3 separate regions of the Homo sapiens genome follow, and all the other regions are linked to region 2. Evidence: chromatin contacts called from ENCODE Hi-C or POLR2A ChIA-PET data. All regions are on one chromosome and are shown on one strand. Each heading gives the region's core, a stretch centred on a gene start or an enhancer-like site at or near the end of the contact. The rest is flanking DNA. Distances are from core to core; before and after follow the strand shown. Region 1 holds the start of DSG2-AS1 (DSG2 antisense RNA 1). Region 2 overlaps B4GALT6 (beta-1,4-galactosyltransferase 6). Region 3 has its middle 24 kb from the start of SLC25A52.

The links. Hi-C counts contacts between places; a loop is a spot of excess contacts on that map. ChIA-PET counts read pairs that join two places held with the same protein, here RNA polymerase II (POLR2A). Pooled maps may share reads with other maps.
Region 1: a loop to region 2 is called in a map of naive thymus-derived CD4-positive, alpha-beta T cell, with 10 times the contacts of the local background. The contact joins the promoter of DSG2-AS1 here to the enhancer-like site in region 2. A Hi-C loop is called at or near these places in 2 of 168 maps with a recorded cell type or tissue (Caco-2 and naive thymus-derived CD4-positive, alpha-beta T cell), 4 of 37 single-sample maps with no recorded cell type and 9 of 50 pooled maps. POLR2A ChIA-PET finds 5 or more read pairs at or near these places in 2 of 52 experiments (CD4-positive, alpha-beta T cell and activated CD4-positive, alpha-beta T cell).
Region 3: a pooled map shows a loop between it and region 2 (2.5-fold over the local background). The contact joins two enhancer-like sites. A Hi-C loop is called at or near these places in 1 of 168 maps with a recorded cell type or tissue (PC-3), 6 of 37 single-sample maps with no recorded cell type and 7 of 50 pooled maps. POLR2A ChIA-PET finds 5 or more read pairs at or near these places in 2 of 52 experiments (GM12878 and Panc1).

Annotation. Positions count from the first base shown.
Region 1 is chr18:31,555,606-31,558,767 of GRCh38, reverse strand. It overlaps DSG2-AS1 (DSG2 antisense RNA 1), which reads left to right and starts at 1,857. Exons shown (of 6, transcript NR_045216.1): 1 at 1,857-2,805.
Region 2 is chr18:31,657,493-31,660,616 of GRCh38, reverse strand. It overlaps B4GALT6 (beta-1,4-galactosyltransferase 6), which reads left to right. Exons shown (of 9, transcript NM_004775.5): 3 at 2,528-2,641. Among named protein-coding and RNA genes, the nearest start is that of B4GALT6, 26 kb to the left of the region's middle. RefSeq lists enhancers at 1,084-1,243, 1,744-1,873. Within about 2 kb of position 1,561, at least 8 of the 41 ENCODE cell types and tissues checked have a DNase peak (open chromatin) inside an H3K27ac peak, as active enhancers do.
Region 3 is chr18:31,735,182-31,738,265 of GRCh38, reverse strand. No RefSeq gene overlaps it. Among named protein-coding and RNA genes, the nearest start is that of SLC25A52, 24 kb to the left of the region's middle. RefSeq lists an enhancer at 1-8. Within about 2 kb of position 1,430, at least 2 of the 41 ENCODE cell types and tissues checked have a DNase peak (open chromatin) inside an H3K27ac peak, as active enhancers do.

The DNA of each region.
Region 1 (3,162 bases), core at 608-3,107, 100 kb after region 2:
TGCTCGGATTGCATAACAGTTACATCTAGGCTTTTTAGTGTACCCATCACCGGAACAGTGAACGTTGTACCCAAGAGGTAATTTTTCAATCCTTACTTTCTCCTCCCTTCTCACCTTTTGGAGTCCCCAGTGTCTATTATTCCACTCTGTATGCCCACGTGTACCCACTGTTTAGCTTCCACTTATAAGTGAGAACATACGGTTTTTTTTTTTTTTTTTTTTTTGAGACAGAGTTTCACTCTTGTTGCCCAGGCTGGAGTGCAATGGTGAGATCTCGGCTCACCGCAACCTCCGCCTCCCAGGTTCAAGCGATTCTCCTGCCTCAGCCTCCCGAGTAGCTGGGATTACAGGCATGCACCACCACACCCGGCTAATTTTATATTTTTAGTAGAGATGGGGCTTCTCCATGTTGGTAAGGCTGGTCTCAAATGACTTTCTGTTTTTGAGTTATTTCACTTAGGTTAATGGCCTCCAATTCCATCCATGTTGCTGCAGAAGACATGATTTCATTCTTTTTTATGGCTGAGTATTATCCCGTGGTATATATGTACCACAGTTTTTTAATCCAGTTGATGGATTAAATTGGACACTTAAGTTGATGGACACTTAGGTTGATTCCATATTCAAGTACTTTATTTTTAAACGTAAGGAATTCTTTAAGTAAATGACTCCATGTTATTTTGATTGACTAATTTTGTAAGTGTTTTTATGTAAACAAACTCACAAGTTAGGAAAAAAATCTTTCATCAAATGCTGTCTTCTAATTTTGTTTAGGGAAATGTTTTTCTCATAACCATACCTTGCCTGTCTGTTGCCTCTGTGACCTATTGACATAATATTTAAAATTTACTTTACAGCAAGAAAAGGGCACTGAAAATGCACGGAAAAGTCAATGAAAGTCAGAAGAAAAAAAGGTTAATATTTAAGGTTGACTTTGGTTGGAGTTAACTTCAACTTTCCCCCACCCTCTTCCTGCAGAATCTCCTCCTTCCAGCTGAGGATTCTTTCTAAAACCTGGTTATAAGGTGTCTTGCTCACAATTGTCTGTGGCTCTTTACTGCATAAAGAGTCTGGTCCCACAGCCTTAGCTGCTGTTCCAAGTCCTCCACAGGGTGGCCTGTACCTGCCTCTTCACCCACACCTTCTGCTGTGCTCACCGCCTCTAATCCCTTACCCGCTAGCCACCCTCACCTGTGTGAGGTAAGCTTCTGATCTAGGTGGTCCTTCCTCCTGTTTACTTACTCTCTGGATTAGTTCATTTTTGCATTACTATAAAGAAATACCTGAGGCTGGTTATTTATTTATTTATTTATTGAGACGGAGTCTCACTCTGTCGCCCAGGCTGGAGTGCAGTGGCGCGCTTGGCTCACTGCAACCGCTGCCTCCCAGGTTCAAGCGATTCTCCTGCCTCAGCCTCCTGAGTAGCTGGGATTACAGACGCCCGCCACCACGCCCGGCTAATTTTTGTATTTTTAGTAGAGACGGGTTTCGCCATGTTGGTCAGGCTGGTCTTGAACTCCTGACCTCAGGTGATCTGACTGCCTCAGCCTCCCAAAGTGCTGGCATTACAGGTGTGAGCCACTACACCTGGCCTGAGGCTGGTAGTTTATAAAGAAAAGAGGTTTAACTGGCTCACGGTTCTGCAGGTGAACCAGAGGTGTGGTGCTGGCATCTGCTTCTGGTGAGGGCCTCAGGAAGCTTCCAATTATTGGCGGAAGGCGAAGTGGGTGTATCACATGGTGAGACCAGGATCAAGAGAGAGGGGAGAGAGGGGCTACGCTTTTAAAAAACAACCAGATCTCGCGTGAACGACCTGAGCGAGAACTGGCTCATCACCAAGGGGATGGCACGAATCCGTTCCTGCGGGATCGGTTCCCATCATCCAATACCTCCCACCAGACTCCACTTCCATCATTGGAGGTCACATTTCAACTAAGATTTGGAGGGGACCGTATCCTAACTATATTAACTTCCAATTTTCATCGAAAGCCCACCTGTCTAAGAAGAGCTCCTAGACATTCCCTTTCCCCTTCAACTTGGAGGAATTGGGAATGACAAAGAGAAATTAATCAAAAGAAGAATTAATCTCTCCAATCAGCCTTGGCATTTTCTTTCTATCTTTGATATGTTGTTTTTTACAGTGTCTTGGTTTTCAGAATAAGCTGTTTGTAACTACTTCCTCCACTATATTGTGAGCCTCTGGAGGGCAAGGTCTGGGCCTTACTCATCTTTGAGTAATTTTAAAGCCACTAAATAGGGCTCTGCACATAGTGAGAATTCAACATATGCTTAGTTGAATCTAATATTTCAGAAAAAGTCAACATCTATTCTTTAAGATAGCCCACAGCAGGCTGAGTGTGTTATTCGTAAATCCATTGGCCAGCGTCATTTCCTCCAAAGTGCAGCATTTTTGATAGAACCAAAGGCTCATGACTGACCTTCAGAAAGACATTTTGTATTTCACCATCAAAGAGTGGTATGGGTTTTATTAGACTTCCGTAATCCAGGTCTCGTTTCTCAGGCAACTCTGAAGCGTATCACACTTTATCTGAGAGGGTCACAATTAGTGAAGGAAGGAATTGGCCTTTGCAAGTTTGTGTTGCTCACGAACTTATTAAATTGCTTGATTTTTTTTTTTCTTCCTAGCTTTGATAGATTGACTTTGCCTCTTTTACTGCGTGCATAGTGCCATCTTGTGGCCATAAAGCATATAACACTCATAGTTATGCCACAGTGCTTCTGTTCCATCTTATTTCTGTAGTCCAGAGGATCTCTTAAGTGTAGAAACACATGGATTATTACTAGGTGAGCATACATATAGTTTACTGCTAAGCCAATTCAACCTGGTACATCTAGTTGGGGTATATCTAGAAGCATTTAAGATGCTTGTATTTTGTGCGTTTTCCAACTTCTTTCATTGAAGTATCCCAATCCAGTGTTTTTCTTTGAAAAAGAACCCATGTAAACTAGGGAAACAATAGATGTGGTCCTTGGAGAGGCTGGAATGAGAAACTCAAGATTACTTTAGAAGGGTCCAACTCAAGAGGGGTTGCAAAACCAAACTTCCTGCTAGAAGAAGCTGAAAGCTGTAGACGAGGGGCAGGGGAACATATAGGGTACGTCTTAATGTATAGCCTCGGGTAAAAAGAAAGAAGAATAAAA
Region 2 (3,124 bases), core at 312-2,811:
GATTTGATTTTTTAAATTTTGGCAAACTTATTTTTAAGAATTCTTTTTTTTTTCTTTTCTTACTGTTACTGTCTCCCTCAAATAAGAATGCCTTATCTTCCTTTCCAGGAATATTGAAGATAAATAAGTAACTCTAAGGTGTAAATCAATGAACTTGACTAGACACTGTCACAAAACTCATAACAATAGTAATCTTAAGCAGTTTTGGTGGGAGTGACAGAAACCCAATTCATGCTTATTGCACTTGCTGCTACCACTAGCAAGGTAGGAGTCCCCATAGAGAGAGAAGCCCTTTTTTTAAAAACAAAAACAAAAAGAAAAAAACAAGAATTTTGGTATATATGTAGATATATATATTTAAAGAATCAGGCCAGGCATGGTGGCTCACGCCTGTAATCCCAGCACTTTGGGAGGTTGAGGTGGGAGGATTGCTTGAGCCGAGGAGTTGGAGACCAGCCTGGCAAGACCCTGTCTCTACAAAAAATACAAAATTAGCTGGGTGTGGTGGTGCATGATTGTAGTTCCAGCTATTAATAGTTGGGAGGCTGAGCTAGGAGGATCACTTGAGCCCAGGAAGTCAATGCTGCAGTGAGCTATTATCATGCCACTGCACTCCAGCCTATGTGACACAGCAAGATCCTGTCTCAAAAAAAAAAAAAAAAAAAAAGGAAAAGAATCAGAACTTTATTGGACTTCCTTACACTTGCTTTTGCTTGGTATCTTTAAATCTTTTAGACATATGGGGAATACATTGAGCATGGGCTACCAGTGTAGTGTCTGTGGTCTTGGGGTGTCACTGGGCATACAAAACAATTAATGTTCACTGAATTTCTCCTCCCCTTGTTATTTGGAAGATTTTCCTTGTCAGACACTTTCCAGCACTCGCCCAGGGAGAGTGGGGAGGATTGTCTCATTGGGGCTTTCCCACTTCCTGGTAGGATAGGCCTTAGCAGTTGTACCATCATTGATCTCTACTATGTTGGGGTTTTCTGGGAATGCATTTACCTTAACACCTTACTGATGCCCTGTGAAATTTGTAACTGGGGTTTCCAAGCACTTCTTTGGAATTGGACCTTCTCTTGTGGCTTCTGTTTCCTCCTTGATACCCAGCCTGGAACCTTTGCCCGTCCCAACACCCTCTGCTTAGCAGCCGTGGCAGGGCCTCTTTCATTCAGCAGTCTTGCAGGTGGCGTGAGTCTCTGCCCTGAAGTACTGTCCTGACTCCTAGGCAGCATCCCCACCAACTCCATTGTGACAATGACTGAATATTGATGTTAGGTAAAGGTGTGCAATGGAGGTGCTTAGTTTTCTTTGGCTCCTCTCACATACTTCCTATCTAATTCGCAGGATTCTCTCATTTCCCTATGGTCAGAGGGTTTAGCTTCTACATTGTCTCTCATTGGAGCAGATTACTCAACATTCAAAGAATATCTTCACATTTTCCTAAAGTGTCTGCTAGAGTTTCACTTTCTGTAGTACATTGTTTGTGATCCAGGAGACAGACGGTAGTTTAATGAGCTGTTTCCGTCTCTCATTTCACTCATTGCATGTTGATGTCATTCTCTTAGGCCAGCTTCCCTACATAGCAGGAAACCTGTGTGTCATGGTTTCTAGATTTGCGTCTCAGAACTTTGCTCCAGAAAGGGACTGAAATGTGATCTCTCTGGTTCCACATTCAAAAATCCTGAGCCTGTGACTGTCTCGTGGGTCAGGTGCTCATCTCTAATCGCTCATAGCTACAGTTATTAGCTATTTCTATGGGCCAGGGATTGTTCTCAGCACCTTACACATTTTGTCTTATTGAAGTTTAAAAATGACAGTATGAAGTAGGCATAGATGGCAAGCTACATCGTGTCCTGCCCTGTATCACACAGCTACAGTGTGTTGGAGCAAGGATTTGAACTCAGGCATTTGACTTTGGTGCCCTGTATGCAGTTTAATTTGCTGACTCTAAAGATAATGGACCTAATGTAATAATAGCTCCAGGGCTCCCCCGGGGCTGCAGCCCACAGGCTGGGAATGACTAACTTAAAGGTTTAGAATGAGCTGTATTACAAAAGTAAGTTGAGTGGGTAAATCTCAGTTTCTACAGTGTGAGGTGGTAAGAAAACATTACTCCCACCCCTCTGCTCTGTGGATGCTAGTAGCAGCACGCAGCGGTTTGGAACACCCCTGGCTGTGCCATAGTGGAGGGGATTCCCTGGTGTACTTTCACACTCCCTGTAGATCGGGCTCAGCCAGGGGAGGGACGGGAGCAGGTGTTCTCACATGGTTGCAAGTGGGACTGCCATGTCTGTGTGCAAGGATAAGGGTGTGCTGCTCTCTAGATGTCTCTTGGGAAATCATGCTGAGAGGTCTGTTCCCCGCAGCAGTTTGCTGTTCTCTAGTTCCTTAAAGATAATTGATTTTAAGTACTTCTGTAGATTGTATATTGTAGTTTTCTCCCAGTGATAGTGACGTATTTCATTCCAGGGAGAAAGCAAAAGGCCTTTTTTTTTTTTTTGTAACTCTTTTCTCTCTTTCCAAGATTATCCCGAAGGCAATAATTCAAGTGATTATCTTGTTCAAACAACAACGTATCTCCCGGAAAACTTCACATACTCACCATACCTCCCCTGTCCAGAAAAGCTGCCTTATATGCGTAAGTCGTCATCTAATTTTGACTTAACTGTTTACTTGTGTTACAATACAGTCATAAAAACCACATGATTTGAGTGCAGCAGGAGCAGGTCATGTGCACCTGGGTGCAAATGTTTATATTATGCAGCATGTTATTTGAACTTTTATTTATTTATTTATTTTTTGGCAAAGCGCATTTTGAAGGGGGATGATTGAAAAGCTGAAGAAAAATACAAAGGGGGAAAATGACAAATACCCATATTGTTCCCAACCAGTTTTAAAAACTAATACTTCGGCTTACCTATGTCCAAGTTCTTTTAAAACAGTGCTTAAGAGAGCAATTAATGTGTAGTCTCCTTTTGAATATGTTATAATGTTCCTGATTAAGCCAGTCCTTTTTGACCACCATCCCCAGTGCTGGCTCCCCATTCCTTCCTCAGAAGTAACCTCACCTCTACTGAGAGTTTGCTGAGTATTCTTTCCGGTTATGAAAATTGTTTTCTAC
Region 3 (3,084 bases), core at 181-2,680, 78 kb before region 2:
GAAAAGCTATAGCAAATAGTGGAAATGTGTATAAAGGGTATACAGTATAAGGTCTTCATGAAAATTTATCCTATTAAAAATAGAGGCTGGGTGAGGTGGCTCACGTCTGTAATCCCAGCACTTTGGGAGGCCGAGGCAGTGGATCATCTGAGGCCAGGAGTTTGAGACCAGCCTGGACAACATGGTGAAACCCCATCTCCACTAAAAATGCAAAAATTAGCCAGGTATGGTGGTGTGTGCCTATAATCCCAGCTACTTGGGAGGCTGAGGAAGGAGAATCACTTGAACCCGGGAGGCAGAGGTTGCAGTGAGCTGAGATTGCGCCACTGCACTCCAGCCTGGGCAACAGAGTGAAACTCTGTCTCAAAATAAATTAATAAATACATAAATAAAAATAAGATTCTGGCTGGGTGTGGTGGCTCATGCCTGTAATCCCAGCGCTTTGGGAGGCCTAGGTGGGAGGATCTCTTGAGCCTAGGAATTTGAGACCAGCCTGGGCAACATAGGAAGACCCCATCTCTACAAAAAATAAAATACTTAGCTGAGCATGGTGGTGCATGCCTATAGTCTTAGCTACTCGGGAAGCTGAGGCAGGAGGATCACTTGAGCCCTGGTGTTTGAGGCTGCAGTGAGCTATGATTGCACTACTATACTCCAGCCTGGGCAACAGAGCAAGACTCTGTCTCTTTAAATAAAATAAATAAATAAATAAATAATACTCTTATAATATGGGGAAGGCACTTTGAGACTAGAGGTCTCAGAAGGATGAGTGCCATTTAAAGTATGCTGTGGGCTCCACGTTAGAGAAAAAGTGAAGACCACATGGAGGTGAAAACCTGCAGTTAGAAGTTTCAAACTATGCTCAGATGGTCTTTATTTTTAATAATGATTTTTTTAAAAAATTTGTGAATAATAGATTCTCTTTTTCATTTAACTTGTAACAGAAATAAGCCTCAATGAAACAATTTGGACCTGAATTTTTCATGCTGAGGAATAGGCCATTTTGCTAATTCCATAATCATATCAACAAATAAACAAATTAGTGTTTATTCAATTTGTTAGAAAATTTGGGATCTCACTTGAGCAGCTGGCTGTCTTTGCTTGCCAAATTAATTGTAATGAATGATCTAATTTCTTAAGTAAATGAATTCGAAAAAATGTTGGATTAAATAGGTTTGTGACTAAGTGGTAGAATTATTAGGTTACCCTATGTTCTGTTAACAAGTATCCTGGAAACTGCATTTTGGAGTCTGGAACTCTATTAACAAATGTCACTTTATAGTAAAGTGTCCTTTGGTCATTAGTATACTCCCAAAATTAGCTGAATGAAGCAATTTGAGTATACTCTAGCAGTTTGAACTTGAGGGCCAATGCTATATTTGATACGTAAGCATGGGACTGGATTTTCACTTCCTATTTTTGAAGGCATGTCTTGGCAGCACAGGCCCTATGCACTTGGCCCATCCAGTTTTGATCATATTCAGCTGTTCCCATAAACAGAGAAAGCCCCATGGCCTTTCTGGAACAGCCTGTAGTAATAAGACATGACCTTAATATGTGCTACTCTCAGATCACGTCTTTTGAAGAACCTAAGCACATTTATAATCAAAATAGAAAAGGATATCAAACAGGCTTTTCCCCATAGTTAAACTACATATTTATTTCTCTTACTTTACCACATTATCTGTTATACTCCCTGCAATGACTGTTGACCATTAGGGGTAGTAGACAGCATTCTTCTTTTTTCTATTTTAATGAAAATAATTTGTGTTTATTTGAAATGTTTATGATTGATTTGTAGGAAATAAACTTCAACATGTTTGGAAGCTTCTCTTTATCTTAAATGAGTTTTAAAGAATGCAAAAGTGTCTGGTTGAATTTGTAGCTTCAGTTATTATGATCATGTTTTTATTCTCTTTCCATTTCTTAAAATATTAAATCATGTTCTTCCAGTGCTCGAACTATTCTTGAATTCCTAAATTAAATCCTATTTTGTTAAATTGATTATTTAATATATTGTTTGATTTGATTTGCTGGTTAAAAAAATATTTCTGACCTATATTCCTAAGTAAAAGTGATATTCCGCTGGGCATGGTGGCACACACCTGTAATCTCAGCACTCTGGGAGGCCAAGGCAGGAAGATCACTTAGGCCAGGAGATTGAAACCAACCTGGGCAACACAACCAGACTCTGTCTCTACAAAATAAAAAGTGATCTTCAGTTGTCCTGTGTGTGTGTGTTTACTTTTTATTGATTTTTTCCCCAGCTTCATTAAGATATAGTTGACAAATAAAGTTATATATATTCAAGGTATACAATGTGATATTTTGATATATGTATACACTGTGACACCATTAAACCAAGCTAATTAACATATCTATCACTTCACATACTTAGTTTGTGGTGAGAACATTATAAAATCTATTCTCTTAGCAATTTTCAAGTAGACAATACATTATTATTAACTATAGTCACCATGCTGTACAAGAGATCCCCAGAACTTCATCCCTCTGTCTAACTGAAAATTCGTACTCTTTGACCAACATTTCCTCATTCCCATCCCAGCCCCACTCTGCCCCAGCATCTGGCCACCAACATTCTACTCTCCACTTCTATGATTTCAACTTTCTTATATTCTACATATAAGTTAAATTATGCAGTATTTGTCTTTCTGTGCCTGGCCTATTTGACTCAGCATAATGTCCTCCAGGTTCATCCGTGTTGCTGCAAATAACAGGAATTCCTTCTTTTTGCCTTTTTTTTTTTTTTTTTTTTTTTTTTGAGACGGAGTCTCGCTCTGTCGCCCCGGCTGGAGTGCAGTGGCATGATCTCCGCTGACTGCAAGCTCTGCCTCCTGGGTTCATGCCATTCTCCTGCCTCAGCCTCCTAAGTAGCTGGGACTACAGGCGCCTGCCACCACGCCCAGCTAATTTTTGGTATTTTTAGTAGAGATAGGGTTTCACCCGGTGGTCTCTGTCTCCTGACCTCATGATCCGCCCACCTCGGCCTCCCAAAGTGCTGGGATTACAGACGTGAGCCACCGCACCCAGCCAGGAATTCCTTCTTTTTTAAGGCTGAATGGT